Regions from separate parts of the Mus musculus genome. Here region 2 is linked to region 1. The links are chromatin loops, found by intact Hi-C in ENCODE. Cell type or tissue: left cerebral cortex. All regions are shown on one strand. Each heading gives the region's core, and the rest is flanking DNA. Links, peaks and the distances in the headings are about the cores only. Region 1 holds the start of Negr1 (neuronal growth regulator 1). Region 2 has its middle 54 kb from the start of Tyw3.

The links. Peaks named below come from ENCODE experiments on the same cell type or tissue, not always from the same donor. Only the 100,000 strongest peaks of a DNase experiment are listed, where the experiment ranks them.
Region 2: it touches region 1 in a loop (19-fold over the local background); 6 of 42 quality-filtered maps call a loop at or near these places.

Annotation. Positions count from the first base shown.
Region 1 is chr3:156,556,000-156,565,168 of GRCm38, forward strand. It overlaps Negr1 (neuronal growth regulator 1), which reads left to right and starts at 5,795. Exons shown (of 7, transcript NM_001039094.3): 1 at 5,795-6,353. The coding sequence starts at 6,196. It overlaps 4930570G19Rik (RIKEN cDNA 4930570G19 gene), which reads right to left and starts at 5,688. Exons shown (of 4, transcript NR_040399.1): 1 at 5,477-5,688. In left cerebral cortex, for the core only: CTCF peaks have their summits at 6,011, 7,617 and 8,130; DNase peaks (open chromatin) are centred at 3,610, 3,999, 4,156, 4,359 and 7 more places; H3K4me3 peaks cover 5,349 bases; H3K27ac peaks cover 4,842 bases.
Region 2 is chr3:154,646,077-154,655,245 of GRCm38, forward strand. No RefSeq gene overlaps it. Among named protein-coding and RNA genes, the nearest start is that of Tyw3, 54 kb to the left of the region's middle. In left cerebral cortex, for the core only: CTCF peaks have their summits at 829 (motif pointing right) and 7,136 (motif pointing right); DNase peaks (open chromatin) are centred at 909, 1,117, 1,192, 5,496 and 2 more places; H3K4me3 peaks cover 833 bases; H3K27ac peaks cover 1,603 bases.

The DNA of each region.
Region 1 (9,169 bases), core at 354-8,353:
AAAGATGGGTTCCGATCCTGTCTTTAGATATTTCATCTATTTGAGTTTATTTTATTTTAGTACACTGTCAGATAAAGGTCAACTGATATTCGATGATCTGAGCACTATCTGTTGAACTTTCGTGCACCATTGTTGAAACGTACCCTGGTGTATTTGTTTAGCTTTGTTTTCCAGACCCTGTATTATTACATCATTTAATGTACACACTACACCATAACTCTCTTCATGGGGATAGGCTTATGACTTTAAATGAGAAGGTATCCGGGCCCCAACTTGGTTACCATGCCCAGTATTTATTAGCAGTGATATTTTAGTCTTGTTGCCAACTGACTTGGTATAGGATCATGAGAGACTGAGGATTGTGTCCCCGAGTTTTTTAGAGAGGATCAGCTGATGGGAAAAGACTCAGCCTGAAGGCTGGTGGAAAGATCCACAGGCTGGAGACCTGGATGCTGTAGAAGAGGAAACAGCAAAGATGCTGGCAGCAGAATGAACACCCTCAGGACCAGGAGCTGAGGAACTCTGCTATTTTGAGTAAACTAATGGAGGTGATACAGATAGAGTTCTTGGGGGGTGTTTGGGAGCAGGTGACTCTCTCTACAATATGTATAGAAGTGTATACACAGCCCAATGCTTTATTAAAGTTTCCTTTAGTATGTTTCTTAAAGTGATTGTTTTCAGAACAAAAGAAAACAGTGTAACAAATCTGGTAGGCTATTGTAAATTCTGAAAGGTTTTCATATAGTTTGTTAAATTTCAGACATGGGCACTTTCCTCTAGTCTTCACTTTTTTATGAGCATCATAATCCACACAGCAAGAGTTACAACAGTTCAGAGGTTTCTAGAATTCCTTTTGACTTTTTAACCTATTTAATTATCGATGGTTTTCATGTTTCTCTTTTACAAAATTAGGAGTAATAATTATTCCAAATGAAAGCTGCCAATTCCAGTCAAAATGCCGTAAGTTTACAAAGTAAGCAGCCCTCTTTCACAGACACGAAAGACAGAGAAAGTGTCAAAGAACAAAGGAAGAAGGAGGTAGTTATAAAGACAGTAAATGCACAAAATAAACATGTTTATATTGAGTAAGAACTTTTGACAAATTATGAAATAGAACAATAAAATGGTATACTTATTTGGGAATATAACATTATTAGTTTTTCACCATATAATTGAAAACATCAAATTTGATGTTTCTGTTTTAATTCATATACCAGATGCTCCTACAAACTTTTGAAAGTGAAAAGGATCATTAAGATTATTACATGAAAGTTATTGCTTATAACCCATGAAAATATGCAATGAAATGTAGTTAAATCTCTCATCTTACAAGCAAAAAAGAATAAAGATTTTAGTGTTTGAGAATGTTTTTTCTCTCATACTTAGATGATTCCCAGTTGAAGTTCTTAGATTACATTTGTGGCATCTCTCTGGAATGTGGGGAACTTTGGGGAACAACTTGGGCACCATCCCCACCCACCCTAGCAGCTCAGAGACCTCTGTGCTGCTGTGACTCACTGCTTAGATGGAATGACACCACCACTAGCCAATAACTCCCCTCCCTTTTATTTGATATTCATTTCTCAGTCTGCCTACCCTGTAGGTCTAATGTAAGAAAGACGGGCACAGAGGCACCTCTTCCTGGAAGGCAGTTAATTACTTAAAGCTGAGACTTGTCATTTTAACTCTGATCTAAATCTAAGAGGTCCCTCCCCTTCACCTCCTTCACCATAGCCATTAGCAAAGAACCACACGTGGGGAAAGCACACATAGCACACACTAAGAAGAGCTGGCCACAGTGTATGGCCACAGCACAGTACACGAGGGACATGATAAGGAGTTCAGTTGGGGCTAATTATTACCCCCCTTCCATTCATCTAACTGGATCTCCTCAAGGAATCAGGGCCAAGAATCTGCTAGATGAGGAGTACTTCTGTCTCTGTAAACTTCAAGGCAGTATGGGTGTGGGCCACAGCACTGCCTCATCAGTGTGTGTGCGCACTCTCAAGTGCGTGTGTGTGGGGGGGCAGGGGGTTCATACACAAATGTCTATACTTATGACCTCTGACTGAATGGTCAGTTCTTAACTTGCAATGGTTTGCTTCTGTGAGGCAGGATATTTAGCAATGTCAGTGAATAATAGCACAGTGGCTAAGTCCTGGTGCTGTTAACTTTTACCTACTGAGGTTGCAGTGCTACTGAGTGAGCATTTACCAAAGCAATCCTAGTTGCCTGTTTCCAAATTTTTAAGGGGGCTAGGCTGAGAATCTCTAATAATTCCCTAAGGGTGGTGGTTCTGTTGGTTTGTTTTTAATGTTTCACAATGACTTGAAAATCCATCAAACTTAAGCCTATTTAACTCAAAATGAATCACTGTGCAAGTGAGAGACCCTTAGCCTGGTTGGACAGTGCTCTGACTGATGCCTTCAAGAACTACAATATACTCTTACTCTCAGGGCTTTCAAGTGGATGCTAGGTCCTGTCCTGCCTAAGATTTTTCTGCCCTATATTTTCATAATATCGATCTCATTTGCACCACCAAACCTTAAATGAAAATTCTAAAGACATAACAGTCTCCTTTCCAATATACCACGGAGTGTTTAAAAACATAGGCCATAGGTAAGAGGAAAAATCAGTGTAAACCGATGGACAAGTATCTACCATCACTACTTGGCTCTACATGGCTGTTCCACATCAACTCCATATTGGTACTTTCAATTCTTTATATGGAGGAACTTGAGGTTTAGAAACAGCGAAATGCATGCTTACAAAGTAAGACACCCCATGATATCTGACCTGGGTACCATCCCATGACATCCTCTCAGGTAGTCACCATCCATTTGAAGACAGTGTGGCCTTCTATTCTACAGGTAGGGTTTTCTACCATTTTCATTTTCTTACATGGTTTTACTCTATAGTTTCCTCAACAGGAGCAAAGAATTCCAGAGTTTATATCTCTACTGGGAAGAATTCAGAGGCCTCAGAAGCAAATGCTAGGAAACCTGAAAAATACCCTCAGATGTGAACCCTCAGAAGGGTCAAATGGTAAGCCTGCAATAACATGAGGATAAACTTATTTCCCATTTCCCTGTTTAATCAGAGGGCAGCATAAAAGCACTGGGCTAGAGCAACTGCCTGACATGCATTCCTTAATTGTGACATACTTACAAATAAACTCTAAGATCGCAACATTTATCACCTTGGCTTCTCTTTTGCTTACATTGGTTCTGTAAGAGTTAAGTATTTTCTGATCATCGACTAGAAGCCCAGATAGAAACCAGAAAGAGGAAAGGAAACTCATTGCCTTTAAATAGAAGTGGCTCCAGTTTCGGTCTAGGAGCCTGAAGGGTTGTTGTACATATTAAAATTGCTGTAGAGCTCACTCCCTGGCCACAGAATCCCCCCATCCTATCCAACACCCCCCACTACCACTGCTGAAGATGTTAGTTAGTCTCTGGGGAAAGCAGTTAGGAAAGGATGTCTTTCAGTGGCTTGTACTCTGAAGGCGCTGGCTCTTCCATCCCTGCATACAATATCCTTAAACTTTGGCTCAATGCCAGAAACTGAGGCTTCTGCCTCTTTTCATTGGCGTCTAGTTTATCGATAGCGAAATAATACCGCATGGAACTAGTTGGCCACGTAGTGGGAAGTCAAGCCTTCTAATACCTCGTTTGTCCTAGATAATTTTAAGCTTTATCCAGAGTGCACTGCCAAGAATGTTAAATGAAGTACACAAGAGGAGAGCTTTAGGTATCTGGCATCAATATTAGTGGGAGGCTGCCATTTGACAATAATTTCCCTAGCACAGCAGACGGTAAAGAAAAATGTTTTCATTCATCCGCAAATGACTAACATTTTATTGATGTTTCGAAATGCGGCTGAATACTACCGCACTTTCAATTCCCGAGCGGGTTCTGAGAATTAAGCCTGAATACTAATCACATCAGTAGCTCCTGCTGCAAACCTCTCCGTTAATTGCTGAGCCTCGCAGGGAATCTTCTGCAGGGTGGTGATGTTGCTTAGAGGCTCCTGGATAGTCAGTCTGGGTGGTCCCGGGTGATGTGAATTGCTGGCCCTACCCCATCTATCCTTAGACAACGTGATAAATAAAAATAAAAAATAAAAAGCCACCTTGGGTACCACCAACATCTATGACTCCTGCCTGCCTCATCAAGAGCTCAGTCTGGGGAGGAAGCCGGATGCTGACCCCTGCAGAGATCCTTGCTTCAGTGCGCTCTGCCGCGGGGCCCTGCTGGCGTTCAGAAAAAAATAAAAGAATAAAATAAATAAATAAATAAATAAATAAATAAATAAATAAAGGAGTTCAAATGAGCACCAGTGAAAGACGAATGTGTTTTGTAAATACCGCTACAGGCGGAAGGTGGGGGAAACCAAGTGGTGAGGGTAAGTTATTTCTAACCACCAGCTTCCCAAACTCCTCATGGGCACTGGAATCGCTGTTCTGGATTCAGATTCTCTCATTGATTTGCAAATCGCCTGGAAGACCTCTAGGATCTTAGGGTTGAAAATGAGTGCCAGAAAGGGGGTGGGGGGGGGGGAAGAGTGGACTATGGGGTGACCCCCGTGCCTTGTACCCTGTTTTGCCCTGACCTGGGCGTAGGCTAGCAGATCCGCGGGACACTGCTTGCCCCTTGAGGGGTTGAGGTTACTGCTCAAAGGATGCAGGTCCACCCCAACTGGGAGGCGGTGAAAAAAAAAAATACAACTGGGACTCTTTAAAGCCGAGGAATGCCTTGGCTTCAACCGAATGCGCAAGCCTTCCGCCCAGTAGGCTCAAATGGGTTAAACTGCCTCTTACATAACAGGACCGCCTAGCTCCACACAATTAAAACACTGATTGCAGCCTCCTCCAACTCTGCATCCCAGTAAGGCCCGCCCATCCCTCCCGTTGCGCCTGCGTGTCGCGCGCTCCCGGGCCCAGCACGCGCCCTGCACACTCCATCTCCCTCTCACAAGTGGACACTCTGTGCTGACACCACACGCGCACACACACTCATGCGCAAGTTAGTATCAAGACGCACAGAGAAGGGCAGGCGTTCTCCAGTACGCACAGGCGGACTCACACACGCACTAGCTTTCGGTCGGCATGCCCGAATCACTATACTGTCCCCGTAAAGCAGCAGCGCCGCCACAATCCCTGCTTATCTCCAAGAGAGGGTGAAAAGAAATACCCCCACTAAAGGAAAAATAAGGAACGGAGGGAAGGAAACAGGAAGGGGAGAGAAGAGAGGAGAGGAGAGGAGAGGAGAGGAGAGGAGAGGAGAGGAGAGGAGAGGAGAGGGGAGGGGAGGGGAGGGGAGGGGAGGGGAGGGGAGGGGAGGGGAGAGGAGAGGAGAGGAGAGGAGAGGAGAGGAAGAGAGAGAAGAGAGAGCTAACTGGCAGTTTATTAACAGCGCTATTAGCTAGTCAGGATTAAAAAAAAAATACAAGACAACAACAAAAAAAGCCAACTCACTCAGTCTCAGGCGTCATGATGGCGCCGACCCCAACTTGAGCACTTTAAAGTCGGGGGCCCGAGGAGCCGAAAGCACCAGAGGGCAGGCCTGGCCCTTATGCCCTGACTTCCCAGCCCCGCGGCTCGCAAAGCTCTCTAGTTCGCGCTGCCAAGCCGGACTAGACCTCGGCGTATCCTCAGTCGCCCTAGCTTCCCAGTCCCTCTTCTTTCCTCTTTTTGATCTATCTCTTTCGCTTCTCCGGCCCCCCTCCCTGCCTGGTCCTCCATCCCTGGGCGGGGTTGCTACGGAAACGGCCGCTTGGCAACGCGCGCGAGCCCGGGGGCCGCCGGCCGCTGCTGCGCCCCGCGCTGCCTGCGCCGCCTCCCGCGCTCTGCTCGCAGCCTCGCAGGACGGTGTGCGGCCGCCAGGGATTAGCCACGCTCCGGACGCGGCCGGGCGCCCCGAAGGAGGTGGAGCGCGGTGCCAGGGGGCGGGAGGGGAGGGAGGGAAGGCAAGCTGCAGAGGAGCAGAAAGGAGGCGAGGCCGGGGAAAGAGGGAAACTACGCCCGACAACTAGGGAGGGGGCGAGAAAGAGAAGAAACCCACCCACCCACTCAGAAAAAGGAAAAGAGGAAAAAAAATCTCGTGTGGCGCGCCGCCTGGTTATCGGGCAGCCTCGCCAGCAGCAGGGGGTGGGAGCCGACGCTGCCGGAGAGCGAGCAGCCTGGCAGGCACGGACATGGTGCTCCTGGCGCAGGGCGCTTGTTGCTCGAACCAGTGGCTGGCGGCGGTGCTTCTGAGCCTGTGCTCTTGCCTCCCGGCCGGGCAGAGCGTGGACTTCCCTTGGGCGGCCGTGGACAACATGCTGGTGAGGAAAGGTGACACAGCGGTGCTCAGGTAGGGACCGCGCGCCCTCTCTACACTTGCCTCAGTCTGTCTTTCCGTCCCTTTCCCTCTCTGCACCTTGCTTTACACCCAGAGTGAATCCTGCTGTTGCTCACGAGCAAAAACACCACACCTCAGGCTAGCCACGCATGACCCTTCCTGGGCTTCTCGGACCCCGGGGCAGGGGTCTGGCTGGATTAGGGAGAGAGGGAAAAGCGCTTTCCAAGCAGCCCGGGCTTAGGAAGTGTGGGGCTTGAAGGAGGGGCAGGTGCCACTTTGGAGCCAGGTCTCCGCTCTGCTGCCAGCGGTACTCCAGGAGTCTGACAAGTTTACAGGGCTTGTTTCTGCTTCACTCCGTAAGCGACTTTTCTCAACTGCTGGCTCTGTGCTCCATTTATTTTCCCTCTCACTTGAACAGTAAGATCCAAATATTCCATTCAGCTTTTTTCCCCCTCCTGTAGCTGCTTTCCTTCTGTGTTTCCCTCTTCCTCTGTCCCCTATCCCATTTCTCCAACTCCCTCTTCAGTCACCCCTATTGCCTCCAGTCTCTGGTTTACTCCTATGCTATAGTGTTCCCAGTGTTTCCCTCACACCTTAGTTCCTGTCATTCCTTATTCTCCCTGTTTTTCCAGATTTCCCTTTCCACTAATTTCCGGTCCTCACCATAGCCCTTGTCTTCCCCTCCCAGACCATCATCTGTCTCCAGCTTTGCCTCCCATGCACTTTTCTGTCACACCCACACTCAAGGTCCAGTACCATATTCAGATCCCATAAATCTCGATTTTATGAGCACACTCCCTCTCAGCTCTCCCATCCTCTCATACACTGGCACTTCCCTCCTGTGAGAAATGATTCACACTCAGAACCCCCCCCCCCAGTGTTTAAAGGATGCACACTCCACACTCACTCCACACGTGCACCCCCCAACCCCCAACACACACTTCCCTTTCTCTTCTGTCTGTAGTTTTGCCTCTTGTCTTCCCCTATTTTCACTGAGCTGAGCATGAACAGAGTGTTTGTCGGTGAAAGGTCTCCCTAGCCTGTTTTCCTCAGAAGCCACACTACCAAGTATGCCCAGGGGAAGATTTCCTTTCCCATTGGATATAAATTGATGACCAGTCAAGCTTAGCGCTAAACAGGGCTCCCTGCCCTGCCTTGCTCTTCACTTCCCATAGACCCACCTACACTGTCCCCCTGCCTCCCCCCCCCAAAAAAAAAAACCTGGCTTGCTTTGCCAATATCCCTGGAAGATCTTCACTCTCTCCACTGGGTGGTAGTTTGCTTTTGAGTACAGATTACAGGGAGCCAGTATAATACATGCATGTCTAAGGTGGGGAAGAATGCTTATTTATGGTTGAAACAGGCAACGTTTTAAATTTAAGGATGTAGGTTTCAGGCATGACTTAAAGCTTTTTAATTGTTTTTGAGGCCAATTACACAGGACAATTTTAATATATGCTAATACCTTATTTTAAGAATATATTATTCTTGTTAAGTGTCGGAGAACACAAAAGTAATGCATTTCTGCTACAGTATAGAAGAATAACTTTTCATTTTGGACAAGGGTGAGGCGTGCTTTATCATGGAGCAGCTGAGAATTGAATACCTTTTTACTCATGTTCTTAGTTTCTTTGTAAGTTTGATCATCAGCTTTGGAGGCAAGCTCAGTTACAGAAACTGAAATGTGCGTGTGTTTGCAGTAGCAAATGGCTAAAATATGGCAAGCATTACCGTTTTCAGCCTGAAGGATTTGATCTCTCACTCACATTGTGGTGATAAATCTTGGCAATCCCCTTCGTAATGAGCAGTTTAATAAGTGTTACGGTCAACGGAAGTATCTATCGGGAGCCTGCTCTGCTTCCAGGAGACCTTCACTCTGACAGTGTAGATCTCCAGGCTTGTGGGGAGCATTCTTACAGTGCTGAGTTTGGTGTGCTTCTTGCTTGCTTACAGGCTTCAGACCTCATCCTTGTATGACGAACCTCGAGCTTTGTAGCATTTTAGAGAACTCTCGACTCTCGAAACTTCCCAGTGATATTGTCTATATTTTAAATATCGTCTTTGTCACTGGAAGCAAATTCTATCTGCTTTATTCTTTTACATCAATTTTACAATCCTATAGAAATTCTCTAATTATTGAACTTTTTGATCCCCCAAGATCTAGGGACAATTTTATCATTTATTTATAGAAGATTGCATGTTCATTAAAAACTTGACCATTGCTTTCAGTTTCCTGTGACTTCCTCAGCCTCAGGTATTGACTTTGCTCATGGGCTGATACAGGTGGGCTTGGGGAAGAGCAGATGGTGGCCAGCTCAGGGGACACCCTTTCACTGGAAGTAAATCCATCAGGATATATATATTCAATTTATTGCTGATGCTATCCTGTAACTCACTAGAAAAACAAAACTATACCCCACAAACATGTGGCCCATCCTTATCAAAGTGTGTGAATTGAATCCCTAAGAAAGCACTTACCAGGTCGATATGACAATCTACTGTCTTTTTTATTATTATTACAGCACAATCCTTAAAGCATCTCATTGAGAGTAGAGAGATAACTGTTAGCAAGTATCTTGGAGTGCTAAACCCTGGAGGTGCAGACATGCCAGTTAGGGATGGAGGTGCTCCTGACTGTGAATGAAGGGCCAGGTCAAAGGTCAGCTGGTCCACTTCTGTCTTCAAAGTGCCATGGAGTCCAGTGTTTACGAAAAGAATAGCAAACAACCTAAGCCTTCCCTTGAGTGGAGCTGTGACACAAAGGAAACCCATCCTGCCACTTCCTGCTGTCTGTCACCTTGTAAATGGTCACCACTGTTTAGCTCACC
Region 2 (9,169 bases), core at 607-8,606, 1.9 Mb before region 1:
TCTATGAGCAGACCTGGAGGGTAGCACTCTCCTTAGTTTCAGTGGGCAGAGTATTCTCTGCAGGCAAGCTCTCTTCTTGCAAGGCAGGTACCCAGATATCTGGTGTTCGAACCAGACTCCTGGCAGAAGTTGTGTCCCACTCACTAGAGGTCTTAGGATCACGTGTGGAATCCTGTGTGGGCCCTTGCGGGTGTCAGGCGACTCAGCTGGCAAGGTAGCCGGGGCTCGAGTGGAGTGGAAGGGGTTTGTGCCCCAGATCAAGCCCGGGTAGCCTGCTTCCCTATGTACTGCAGTCTCAAGTTCCGCGCGATTGGATTGGGGCAGGCGCTGTGTTCCACTCACCGGAGGTCTTAGGGTCCCGTGGGGAGTCCTGTGTGGGCCCTTGCGGGTGTTGGGCAAGACTCTGCTGGCAAGGAAGCCCGGGGCTCGAGTCGAGCGGAAGGGACTTGTGCCCCAGATCAGGCCCGGGTAGCCTGCTTCCCTATGTACCGCAGTCTCAAGTTCCGCACGATTGGATTGGGGCAGGCGCTGTGTTCCACTCACCAGAGGTCTTAGGATCCCGTGGGGAGTCCCGTGTGGGCCCTTGCGGATGTTGGGCAAGACTCTGCTGGCAAGGTAGCCCGGGGCGAAGCGATGACTCTTGAATGTAAGGATGAGGAGTGGCCACTCTCAAGTATTTCGGTGCCATTTCAGGGTCTGAATCAAACCAGATATTCATGAAAGACAGGTTTAAAGGAGGGTGACATGGTCTGGTGTAGCTTTTGTGGCTTGCTAACAAAAAAAAAAAAAAAAAAAAAAATCTTTATTTATTACCAGCAGGTGGCGCACTAGCCTCACGTTTTAAATCTCCCCAGCTTTGTGATTTTTGTTGTAACTCACTAATTGGGCTGTTAAGGGAGGAGATGATAATTTAGGCACTGTTTACAGAAGAAAGCTGATTTAACCTTCAGCTTTTCTATAAGCGTTTTCTTTTTTCGATCGCAGCGTTCCAACCGAAATTTGCTAAAGTAAAATGGAAGACCTCAACTTTAAAAAATGATTGGAGTGAAATGAAAATATAAGCTAGGGCATCAAGTTAGGAACAGGGGCGAAATGTGAGTCGTGAAATCAACACTTCGGGACGGTAATGGCACCATAGCAGCTACAGCCACACACCACACAAGCAGCTCCTCGCAAGCAAAACGCAGACCCCCGTTTGTGACTGAGCTGGAACACTGAGGGGATAAGCAAGGCTCTGAACGCAGTGCGCCTTCTTTGCCAGCTGGCGCAAGTTCCGAAAACTAGAACCCGGGCAAAAAACGTTCCACCACACATCACTGTGAACGCGACCCGGTGACACTTTCACAAACTGAGAACCAGTGAAGACAGAGAAGCAAGTAAAAAAGGAGTGGCCTGGGTTGACAGATAGTCTTTGATGCATGAGATATGGGTGGGGGGGGGGATAATTCTCGAGGAGAGAAAGTGATGGGGCTCACAGTCCCCGCAGCTCAGGGAAGTGAAGCAGAAGTTGTCCTGACAGCTAACGGTGCAGGGCATGCCTGCCTGCGGGCGCTGCCTGTGTGGCCAGGGCTGGATGTGCTCTGCTCGAAGTTTGTCTACATTTGAACATGAGTCCTTCAGCAAAGGGTATCATGAGAGACAGCGCCTTTAAGCCAGCTTTGTTCTTAAAATACTTCATTAGCATGAGATAATATTAGACATAGCAACACAGATAAAAACAGATTACGCAAAGAATAGCAATACTTATTTGGGGAAAACACCCAACGGGAGTTTCATGTGTCACAGTGAACTGTGGGCACATTCAAATTGTTGAGGCCAGGATACATTGTTTTGTAGTTGTCTTTTCTACTTCTTTGCTCCCATCCATTACTCCCCTACATCATCCTTCTGTCTCCTTAACTCGTTCTTTCCCTCACCCCTTTTTCTTTTGGGGGAGGCAGGGTTTGATGTAGCCCAGGCTGGCCTAAAGCTCACTATGTAACCGAGATGACCCTGAACTTCTCATCTCTCTGACTCTACCTCTCAACTGTGGGTCTCTGGTTGTATCTCCATAGTCCGGTTTCCTGACTTAACTTAGGGCTGCAAGCAAGGACAACTTCTCTACCAACCGTGCACCTCCAGTAGGAAGGGAAGATTTTAAAAAGACAAAACTAAAGAGGATCTACCAGATGTTATGAAGCAATCACCCTGGCTGAAGGGGTTAGCAGCAGGACACCTCCGGCAGAAGGGGAACTGCTAGCTCCTGGGCAGGTGTCCCCAGAGTGGTACTGTTTGTGAAGGCTGTGGTGGCTTCTATGTGGGGAGAGTAGTCCTGGCAGAGTCTTTCCTGATGGTTTCCGGCAGGCAGCCATGCCTTAGATCCTTTCCTGCACAGCCTCCGGGGTTCATCCACTCTGTGTTGTCAGGGTCGGGAGAGGCATCTGTTTGATTCTGACAGCTTTCACTTTGCTTTTGTAGAGAAGAGCGAGGGCACCTTGCCTAGCTCGCCAATCATGTTACACAGGCGGTACTAAGCACTTCACATAAAAATCGAGAGCCTAGTCCCATGGCTACTTCTTCAAAACACCCCCAAATCTAAGGCTCAGAGGTCATTGCAGAAGAGGGGGCTGTTAGACTTAGTGTGTTTAAGAATCCTAGGACCAGTGGACCCACAGATTCCCAGTGAAAAGATCCTCTTGAAGACGTTCAGTGATGTTTCATCAGATGAAACACCTCTTAGGCCTTTCAGGTACAGGCAAATGAGGCCCATCTACTGCAGGGTCACTCCAGATTTGGAAGACAGCCTTGCCTTGAGTAAACCTGGTAAATATTCACTGAGAAAATTGAAATTAAAGTGTGTACTGTGCACCAGCAGTGGTCTGTAATCTAAGGTTATTTCAATATATGCACAGACTTGTAAGTTTTACTGTGTCTTTCAGTTTCTATTTAAGGAATAAGTGGACTTAGGCTGCGGATGTGTGTGGTGCTGCAGGCACACCTTTTGGCCGGCACGGGCTTTGAGAGAGCTGTTAATTCCAGTGAACTTCTTGCTGGCTGGGTAAAAAAAAAAAAAACAAAAAAACGGGGAAATAAAATAGGCCCAATTTTATTTAGTTTACACTGATAGACGTGAATCTAGCAAGAGTCCACACCATTGAATCCTTCTTAACGTTTCCTTCCATTCAGACTTAGGGTTTTGTATGGGTTATATGTGAAGTATTTGCTAATAAAAGAAGCCAAACAGTGTAGGAAATTAAGCTTTGCAACCCCTCCCCTGCACTGTTCAAGCTGGGATCCGAATGCAAACACTGAGGGGATATTAGAAATCCATGCAAGGAACTGTGGCTTTTAGAGATTGTCTTCCTGTGCTTCTACGAGCATTCATTATTTCCTTGGCTGTTGAACTGACTCTATATTCAGCTACTAAACACGCTGGTCAAACGTCCTGCTCACGGCTGACAAGTAGCTCCGTTTCCTGACAACATGACCAGCACTGTTGTTTGATGTTCCGTCCGGAGCAGAATTAATTTTCTCCCAGGAGGTCCCGACGGTGAGATAGATCGCACATGCACAGGGTCCACCGGATGGTGGGGCCGCCTTGCACATTGGCATTTTATCTGTAATCAGATACTTTATCGACACGGATCCTGTCAATTCCCCCCAAATAAGTTGGCTTTATTAATACAGGTTGCTCTTCCTTTTGCAGTAATGAGCTCCACCATGGCCGGCTGCTCAAAGAACCAGGAAAAAGCAAAGCCCGGGATCTGTCATTACACAGGGCAGGGGAATCGGATGCGGCTTTTAACTCCAGGCCACTGATGCTAATTCTTGGTAGCTTGCCTGACTTGCCTGGAGCAACTGAAAACATCAACTTAGCTTTATTCAGGCTAATTATCAGCCTGTGCAGTGGTCCTAAATTTGAGAAATGATTGACAGCCTGATACATATTCTCAAGTTCACACTCATTAGCACACAGTGTCTCAGGTCTGGTCTGCCCCCAAGACATGTATGGAAGCCGGCAACCCACTGAGCTCAGACAGTGCTGGGAAGAAGGACTCATCCCTTAGGTGTCCTGGGCTCTCTTCCCACACTGTCCGCATCTGCATAGAACAAGGGCTGGGTGTGACCTGGTTTGACCTGCATCTGTGCACAGAGGCAGCTTAGTCTAGACACTGTCTGTTCTGAATCAGCAGTCACTTTATCACAGGGCTGGGTCTCTTTGTTGATGAATTCCTTTGAATAACCAAGTGTGTTGAACATTTGTTACATTAAAAAAAAACAAAAAACAAAAAACAAAACTATGTGTGAGGGTTGCCCATCATCGTCCTTCCCATCTTAGAAAGCCTGACACTTGCTCTGTAGGTGTTATTCTATCCTTTTCCTTCAAATTATAAACCTCTCCTCTCCTCTCCTCTCCTCTCCTCTCCTCTCCTCTCCTCTCCTCTCCTCTCCTCTCCTCTCCTCTCCTCTCCTCTCCTCTCCTCTCCTCTCCTCTCCTCCCTCCCTCCCTCCCTCCCTCCTTCCTTTCTCTTTTTTTTAAAGTATAGAATAGAGTTGATTCAGGGCATGGGGAGGGGAGTTGAGAGAACAGCAGAGAGAGAGAGAGAGAGAGAGAGAGAGAGAGAGGGGGGAGAGAGAGAGAAAGAAGAGAAGAGAAGAAAAGAGAAGAGAAGAGAAGAGAAGAGAAGAGAAGAGAAGAGAAGAGAAGAGTGAGGGAGTAGAGGACTTGGCTGAGAGCACTTGGAGAGAGATGGGGAGGGGAATGGAGAGAGAGAACCTCTATTTTCCACTGGGTGAAACACCATTATTTTGTGCCTGTCATTGTTTTGGGGCTTCTAATGCTTTGTTGTACAACTAAACCTGTGATAAAATTAAAATCCCCATAAACGAGCTGCCAGGAGGTGCATCTGAGAACACGGTTGATGTCACAGGTGTGCCAAATGTTACATCTTTGTCAGGAAAATAGACTTGAAATTGTATAGCAGGGTGACTTTTCCTGGGGCGGAGGAAAGCTGCAATTCGTAGGTCTCTGCTCCTTCCCAAGAATGGATTTCCTGCTTCCGGATCCCAAGAGACTCCTTGTACCCGCTAGGGAAAGCGTCCTCACCACAGAGGCTCCTGTTGCCCAAGGAGTGCTTCACCCAGCCTTGGCTTTTCAGTGGAGAGAGGGCCACAGCACCATCTCTGCAGTGCTTAGGACCTGATCCTGCCGTTTCCTCAGAGCACTGCAGGAAAGAATGTCACTGTGGTCTAACTTCCCACACTCTTAGCAGAGCCTCTCTGTCTACTTTTCTTCATCTTCCATCACCCAACACCGGCCTCCCGTTCTCCATGGAGACATGGCGGAAGCTTGAGCTTCACCCACCCCTTTCCCGTCCGCAGTCAGAACAGCAGAGTTCTGTCACGTGGTTTTGCTAGTTGGAGGCAGCAGACAAAATTCTGACCAGGGATATTTTTTGTTTGCCCTGTATAGTGTTGTAAAAATTAGAATGTTTCACCCAAACCATCTGGATTTTCAGCTTCTTTGTAAAAAGGAGAAGATGTGTTAGTCTTAGAAGGTATTTCTAGAAGACTGTCAGCAGCTGAAGTGCAGCCAACTTTGATGGCTGTGTGGGAAGACATCGCCCTCCAGCACCTTCTGCTTTTCCAGCTTTGGCATTTGACTTCTTGCTTGATACTGTAAAGAAGAAGAAAAGCTTTCCAGATCAGATCAGACCCACCTTACAACGGAGGCTTAGCAGAAACTACAGCGAACCAAACAAAACCCTCAAGTGAGCCCTTCGCTGGCATTTAGACTTCCCGTGTCTTCCTGCTTTGGCACATAAGGCTTCCAAATGTGAAGATGGAAGAAGAGGGACGATTCAAACACCTGTAGCCTCTTTTCAGTGGGGCATACAGGTCTCCTTCTTCTGGGGCTGCCACTGTCCCCCGACTTCTATTTAGAATACTTTAGACACCTACCCCTGCAGATGCTTTTCATAGTCCTGTGGAGCCTGACTAGACACTCACAGCCTTGTCAGAGGTCTCTTCTGTGGAATGATCCTCCCAGGATTTGCCATGTTAACAAACCATACCGTGCTCAGTACTGCGAGTTCACAGACAGCCCTTTTGTCTAGGAGCATTGACTGTCATGCCTGGGAGTAAATTTTCTATGTAATCTCCACACAGGGCTGAGTGTGTCCCAAAGGCTGCTCTGTCATCTTATGGCTGTAAAGGGCACTCACTGTTTGTGTCATAGTCCATGTGGACCGAACACACACTCCCAGCCGATACTCTAATAGCTGGGACAGCCTGCAGAGGTGACAGTCACATGGGATGATATTCAGCGGCTGATCAGGGCTGCTAGGCTGTGATAGAAAGAAGATGTGGGTGTGCTCAAGGAGCTGGAGTGAGATGAGGGTATGGGCTCCACTGGAGAGACTTTCAAACTCATCTGCTTCTCCTGGTCCCCACACCCATGTGCCCAGAGGAAGAAGTAGCCTTTTGCCTCGCCTTAAAGCAAACAAGGAGGCTTGCAGAATGTGCAGCTTGAAGACCCCGGCTTTCAACATGGAGATGCCAGTGACAGGTACCTTAGCGTGTAGCTGACATGTGTTCAACGCAAGCCCACCCGAGGCTCAGCTCACTGTCAGTGTGAACAGATGGTGACACAGACTCCACAGGGTGGGTATGCCCAAAAGACGGTGTCCACAAAGCAGAAGCGTTTGTAGAGTGGCCATCATGACCAGTGAGAGAACGGACTGGGGGTGATGGGCCATGGTTACACAGTCACCGTGTCACTGAACGACTCTACACATAGTTCCCAAGATGGCTGAAACAAACATCTGTTTACCATGTGAACCGATATTTACTCAGATACCTTGATATCTCATATGTGAGAATCCTTTTCTGAGGCTCGATTAGAAGCAACTTGCTTCCTAGGCAGCCACCACTGGCTGAACGTGCAGTGCCCTGGCTAGTATCTCACGCTGTCTTCTAGGTTGGTCAGCCATTAACCCTTTCAAGCCCCGTCTATTTCAAGCGTACCCCGAACATAACATCCCCGCAGAGGAACCAAGAATTAGCTGAGATGCCTGTTAGGACACAGGAGGCGTTAGGTTTAGGTTTGCCGTCTCAGCTGCCACCCTGGTCCTAAGTTGTTCCTCCCTAACCACCCTGCAGGGGGCAGTGTAACACCGGGGCTGACGGCCAACCAAGGCGGGGGTCCTGACTTAGCTGTGTGTGTGACTTCAGGCAAAGTGCTTCAATTCCCTGCTTCTCAGAATCATTCTCTGTAAAAAAGCTGAAAATGATAGTATTTGAGTTTAAGATGAGACCTGACATTTAAAGCGTTTGGCACAGAGCCTGGCCCTCGTTGTGCACCAGCATTGTTTTTTCGGGTCATTACTACCATCCTTCATAGGGCCACGGAGGTAGAATTTATTAGCTTCGATGATGAGGCCCATGTCTGTCCCCCCAGAAATCTGGACAGTCTCTTTGAAACACTCCTTGCCACTGTCCTTGTTCTTTTTGGTGATTGAAGGCCTTCAGTTTAGTCGGCCTGAGAATAAAGAGTGGCTCTTCAGCAGGGGAGGCAGAGCGGGAGGCAGAGGAGGGATAGGAGGAGGGATAGCCACAGAATTCCACCCGACTCTGGATCTTTTTAACCCACAGTCTCCTGCTGATTCCTTTGAGATGGGTCCTCCCCCAAATTCTAGGTATCTGGTCACCATCCTCCAAAATAACTGGATGGCTTTGATCCTGTCCTCTCTATTCTAACCATCAGCTTTCCCTTTAACCAGTTGATTGGAGAGGGGTGGCTCAAATCACAGGAGGCTCGGAGTCTCTCTCCTGATGGTCTCTGTAACACTGGCCTGGTTATCCCATCACTCGGGCATCTGTGCCTCCTCCTGCAGTCTCTGGATTCCTTCTGGGTTGTCAAAAGTGAACTATAAAAGATCAGGGGAGAGAGTACCTTAGTATAATATTTTTTATATTACCTCAAGTCAAATGTTCTCGGGAAACAAGACTATTTTAAACCAAGAACAGCAAGTAATAGCTTCCTGCAGGAAAGACTAATTTACCAAAATTTGATGACCCTTAAAATCAGGTAGCCGCTCCACAGCTGTGAATCACCTCAGGCCAGCTTCTCTGTGATGACTGACAGAAAATCTGATGACTTTCAGCAGCAAGGGCTGTTCATCGCTCATCTCATCCTGCTGGCTGTATTTACAAAGACACACCTAGAGAGAGGGGGAGGGGAGAGAGGGAGAGAGAGAGAGAGAGAGAGAGAGAGAGAGAGAGAGAGAGAGAGAGAGAGAGAGAGAGAGAGAGAGAATTCCAGGGACTGCTGAAGAGTGTCCCCAGTAGTGACACATGTAGTTTTCACTCAGACGTTGTTATTTATAAAAGTCTCTCGCCATGCCAACACTAGCTAGGTCAATGCTGGGGACACAGGTTACATCTCCATAGCAACACGCATGGCTGGGACTTGTGTTTACATAGGGACCAAGCAGGGGAGAGAGAACTTCTGACCTCTGCTTATGTCGGTTCTGTGCAGTGTGATCTCTGAAAACAATTTTCAGAACTTATGACACCTCACATATGCAACTACTCAAGTCTGAGTTCGAAGTCACGAGACCAAGCAAGCTGGACGAGTAGAGGGGCTTCTGCTGTCTGTGGCTGGCTATACACGCTGACCCCCACCGCCACCCCGACTCCCATCTCCCCTTTGGGATTTTGTCCTGTGTTACTTGTCTACTCCCTTTTAGATGAGAGTTCCACAGACCACTCTACGCTTCCCCTCTCCTCGTTCCGAGGCTTCTCCACACTGCTGCGCACGGCAGCACGGGTCTTGTTCTAAGTTGAGTGGTTCTAACCACTCAGCTTTTGTCCTTTGCCTCGCGGCTCAGAACGCAGCCTCTACTGCTGGGTACTAGTAGAACACGGCAGACTACAAAAGCCACCAAGTCCCGCTGCTTCCCTTTCCAGTGGTGTGAACCTGACCTCATCTGAACCTCTCTTGCCAGCAGCTCTGTCTGACCAACCATTTGGCGCACGGCTGGGAGCTTTTAGTAGTGACAGCTTTGCACAGTTAGATAAGCCTCTAACCACAATTCGCATCCCCAGAATCCGAGTGGCTGTTACCAGTGAAGAGGAAAACACCAAAGAAGAAGCAGTGGAACATGGCATTCCCTTCTTGCTCTCACGA